2 separate regions of the Homo sapiens genome follow, and region 2 is linked to region 1. A link is a loop called in an ENCODE intact Hi-C map of the cell type or tissue named here. Cell type or tissue: PC-3. All regions are shown on one strand.

The links. A loop is a pair of places that touch in the nucleus more often than their neighbours do. Peaks named below come from ENCODE experiments on the same cell type or tissue, not always from the same donor. Only the 100,000 strongest peaks of a DNase experiment are listed, where the experiment ranks them.
Region 2: a loop joins it to region 1, with 4 times the contacts of the local background. A loop is called at or near these places in 1 of 110 quality-filtered maps.

Annotation. Positions count from the first base shown.
Region 1 is chr1:64,879,879-64,882,378 of GRCh38, reverse strand. The region is part of intron 3 of JAK1 (Janus kinase 1); the gene reads left to right. Among named protein-coding and RNA genes, the nearest start is that of JAK1, 85 kb to the left of the region's middle. In PC-3, no CTCF peak of the experiment used is centred here; a DNase peak (open chromatin) is centred at 958; H3K27ac peaks cover 873 bases.
Region 2 is chr1:65,140,206-65,142,705 of GRCh38, reverse strand. No RefSeq gene overlaps it. Among named protein-coding and RNA genes, the nearest start is that of AK4, 6.7 kb to the left of the region's middle. RefSeq lists an enhancer at 2,377-2,500. In PC-3, no CTCF peak of the experiment used is centred here; a DNase peak (open chromatin) is centred at 1,105.

The sequences.
Region 1 (2,500 bases):
TTTATGATGCCGTACAGCCTGATCCCTACTTTACTTATCCCACCTTTAACCCTCAGAACAACTCTGAGGGGATAGGTTGGTTATTTTAAGAATTGCTTATCTTGTTAGTAGTACAGCTTGTTTAGAAAACCTACCTTCTTTCTGATATTTGTCTTTCTGCCTAAAATCTTCACACACCAGAGTTTCAGGAAAAGGGGAGAGGCTTATGGTATGGGGAAGAGCGTAGTAGGCTCTTACTGACTAAACCTGACACAGAATAAAATGGGCTGAGGTGTATAGATTATTAGTGGGAAAAATCCAGTAATATTGTCAAGTTATTTTGACTAGGCCGCAATGTGTACAAATAACCATCTTTAGACAGCAGCTTTAAGTGTGTTTGTAATTATCAGAACACCTAGATGTAAATCAGTGGTTCTAAAGTTTTTTTTAAGGCTTTGTTTTTTTGTTTTCTCCCTTTCCCCTTGAGATTTGGTTTATATTGTTTATTCTCTTCGCCAAGCTTCTTGCCATCAGCACAGCAGGTATAAACCTCACTCAGTTTGTAAGCAAAGGTCATTGTTGCAGAGTCATTGGGCTGCTGTTAATGAGGGACCAAGGAGCTGCTGGGAAAGAGATGAGAGGAGAGAGCCTGTGAGTCTGAGGATGGACACAGTCGCTGGACCTCCTATAACTCTGGGCTTAGGGTCAGCCAGTTTGGGGTGTCGGTTTCTAGCCTACCTTATAGAAAATGAGTGGTGTCTCTTCTGTAACTGGCTCAACAGAATATTGCAGAAACTCATCAATTTCAGAAATACATACTGAATGCCACAGGTTCTTGTAGCTCTCACTGTTACTACAGAAAGTGATGTTTGAGGGCAGTATTGTTTTCTTTCCTGTTTTTCACCTCTGTGGGGTAAAGTTTTGTTTAGTTCTCATTGATTCACCCCCTCAGTAGCTGTGTCTTGGTTTGATTCTCAGCTCTGCATTTTACTAGATGAGTAACCTTGAATCATACTAAATCTCAGGAGACCACAGATTCTTTGTCTGCAAGATGGTCAAAATAGTATTTACCTCATTAGATATTAGGAGGATTAAAGGGTAATACTTTTTTTTAAATTTAAAATTTTAATATTTTTTAGAGATGGGGTCTTGCTCTGTCCCCTAGACTGGAGTGCAGTGGTTCCATCATAGCTCACTATAACTGTGACCTCCTGGGCTCAAAAGGTCCTCCAGTCTTAGCCTCCCAAGTAACTATGACTACAGGCATGTGCCACCATGCCTGGCTCATTTTTATTATTTATGGAGGTCTTGATATGTTGCCCAGGCTGGTGTCGAACTCTTGACCTCAAGTGATCCTCCTGCTTTAGCCTCCTGAAGTTTTGGGATTACAGGTGTGAGCCACCAAACTCAGCCAAAAAATTATTTATTTATTTATTTATTTGTTTGTTTGTTTGTTTGAGACAGAGTCTTTCTCTGTCACCTAGGAGTGCAGTGGCATGATCTTGGCTCACTACTACCTCCACCTCCCAGGTTCAAGCGATTCTCCTGCCTTAGCCTCCCGAATAGCTGGGATTACAGGTGCACACCACCACGCCTGGCTGTGGGGTTTCACCATGTTGGCCAGGCTGGTCTTGAACTCCTGACTTCAAGCGATCTGCCTGCCTGGGCCTCCCACAGTGCTGAGAATATTATAGGCCTGAGCCACTTTGCCCGGCCAAGATAATAAATTTAGAGTCTGTTTGCCTGATGCCTGACACTTAGCCCTCAGTAAATGTTAGTATTATTGTTTTACTACTCAGTACTTTTATATAAAGAGATATGTCTTTGATCTTTCTGTTTATGGGTAGTAATACTGTTAGAATCAGACCTGTGTTAGAATTACAGACAGTTCCATGGTTAAAATAAGTTACACTTCAGATATGTAAGTGTTGGTGCACATTCAAATGTGGATATGCATAAAGAAAGGCTGGGTTTCCAGCCCAGTCCACAAAAGCCACTTTATGAATGAAAATCTATAGCATATTTGAATTATTTGTCCTAATAATACTGAATCCAAAAGCCATTTGCCTATGTTCCCAAGGAAAACTTCCCTTTACAGTTTAACTCCATATTCTCGGTTTATAAGAAAGACTATAACTTCTGAAGGGTAACTGTTCATATTGCTTGAGAAGCATGGATTGAGGTGTTCAGGAGAGCACTAGATAGCTGCCAAGGTATCTGTAGCTTCTTAACTCAGTGTCTGCGTTGGAGAGAGTCCCCGCCTGGGTGTGCTGGGCCAGGGAGGGGGCCCTGTCAGTGTCAGTCTCACTGCAGATGTCCGATTTGGGAAACAAGTGCCTATTACCTCATATTCTCCCAGGTTTTTTGTCATTTAAGTTTACCTCATCTTAGTTTGAGGCCTGGCTGCTTATGAAAATATCAGTAATAGCTGATTATTGGCAGTCATTCTCCCCCCAACCTGCCTATGTTTCAGGTTCATAAAATTTTAATCATGGGCGTAGAAGTGAGTGACTTCATAATC
Region 2 (2,500 bases), 260 kb before region 1:
TACCTCGAAGTATACCTTTGAAACTTAATTTAATATGACTCACCAGATTTTTGTAATGCTATGATTAAAAATATCACCCGAACCACAGTTCACAGGCACGACACTGACCTCACCTCTAAATTCAAACCCCCATTGTTCCAGCTACCACATCTCTCCATCATTGTCATGTATCACAATTTCATGTTTATTTCTGTTGTATTTGATGAAGACTGTATGCTCCTTTAACATAGTGGCTTCATCTTTTTTACCATGGTTTCCACGCAGCTTAGTAAAAATGCAGCACATGGTGAATATTAAGCAAACATTGTTAAAAGACGGACTGCTGCATGAATGAGTGGATAGAGTTATGTCTCTCTTTGTCTTCTGTGAAGCATCTCTGGAAAGACAACAGAAAGGCTAGTGGCTTATATGTGCAAAGATTCAGAAAAGAAAATAATGGGAAGGAGTAATAAGATACCTGTCCCAGCATGTGCTGTTCCTTTCTCTCTGTAGGCACTCAATAAATACTCAAAAAGCCAAAAGATTTTGCTGAAAGAAGAATAAATGGTGTATAAAGGACTAACATGGTATTATGTGTGACCTCATACATTCTTACAAGTGAAAGAATCATCTTAGCCCCAATTTTACCAGCCCACATGGTTATTAACCTGTAACATCTTAACAGGGTTTGAAAAGGCAGCAGCACTTATTTTACAGCCCTGCCCTCTCAGATAAAAAGAAAAGAAAAAAGCTCCCAAGCTGTTAACAAAAGAAAACTAGAAGGAAAGAAATCAACATTCTTCTAAGTTTACCTGGTATGGCCCACTATTCTCCATGAGCAACAGACTACAGATCATTCCTAGAATAACAGCATATGATAGAGGCAGGCTCTCAGGAAGATGTGGAACTCCCACCCTTGGTCTTTTCACCTTGAAACACTAGAAAGCAGTTTAACAATCTCTTATGTTCTTCCCTCAAACATAATGATATAATGATGATGTCTTGCTCAAAACTTTGCTCCAATTTGTACGTCTGGTAGTGGGGATGGACAGGACTGTGTCATTCACATTCTTCACTCCACGTTCCCAACCACAATCAATAGGAGAATTCCTTCTAGAAGCTGCCTTGGGATTTGTAGGCATGCCTGGAGATCAGATGTGTTTGGGCGTGTCTTTCCTCTGTGCAAAGTTAACTGCCAGAGGAAGTACAGCTTTCTTCCTGCTCCAGCTGGATGAAGGGGCTGAAACTGAATACTAAGTTTATTCTGTCCAAGCGTAGCTCCTCAAGGCTGGGTAAGGAAAGGGGATCCCACTTAGGAGAGACTTCTAAGTTTGGGCTTCTGTTAAGAGCAGAAGATGATAATTAGTGTGTATTGAGTAATTACTATGTGCCGGGGAATCTCTAAGATATAGGTAGATAAATAGAGATATAATAATTTTAAAGGAAAAAAAATTTTTTTTTGAGATGGAGTCTTACTCTGTTGCCCAGGCTGGAATGCAGTGGCGCGATCTCGACTCACTGCAACCTCTGCCTCCCAGGTTGAAGCAATTCTCCTGTCTCAGTCTCCCAAGTAGCTGGGAATACAGGCGCCTGCCACCACACCTGGCCAATTTTTGTATTTTTATTTTTTATTTTATTTATTTACTTATATTTGAGACACAGCCTTGCTCTGTCGCCCCATCTGGAGTACAGTGGTGCGATCTCAGCTCACTGCAACCTCCGCCTCCTGGATTCAAGCAATTCTCCTGTCTCAGCCTCCCAAGTAGCTGGGATTACAGGCGGCTGCCATCACGCCTGGCTAATTTTTTGTATCTTTTTTAGAGATGGGGTTTCACCATGTTGGCCAGACTGGTCTCGAATTCCTGACCTCAAATGATCCACCTGCCTCTGCCTCCCAAAGTGCAGGGATTACAGGCGTGAGTCACCGTGCCGGGCCTAATTTTTGTATTTTTAGTAGAGATGGGTGAAGGGGTGGGTTGCCCCTCCACACCTGTGGGTGTTTCTTGTTAGGTGGAACGAGAGACTTTGGAAAAGAAAAAGACACAGAGACAAAGTATAGAGAAAGAAATAAGGGGGCCCAGGGTACCAGCGTTCAGCATACGGAGGATCCCGCCAGCCTCTGAGTTCCCTTAGTATTTATTGATCATTCTTGGGTGTTTCTCGGAGAGGGGGATGTGGCAGGGTCATAGGATAATAGTGGAGAGAAGGTCAGCAGATAAACGTGAACAAGGGTCTCTGCATCATAGACAAGGTAAAGAATTAAGTGCTGTGCTTTAGATATGCATACACATAAACATCTCAATGCCTTACAGAGCAGTGTTGTTGCCCGCATGTCCCACCTCCAGCCCTAAGGTGGTTTTCCCCTATCTCAGTAGATGGAACATACAATCGGGTTTTATACCGAGACATTCCATTGCCCAGGGACGGGCAGGAGACAGATGCCTTCCTCTTGTCTCAACTGCAAAGAGGCATGCCTTCCTCTTATACTAATCCTCCTCAGCACAGACCCTTTAGAGGTGTC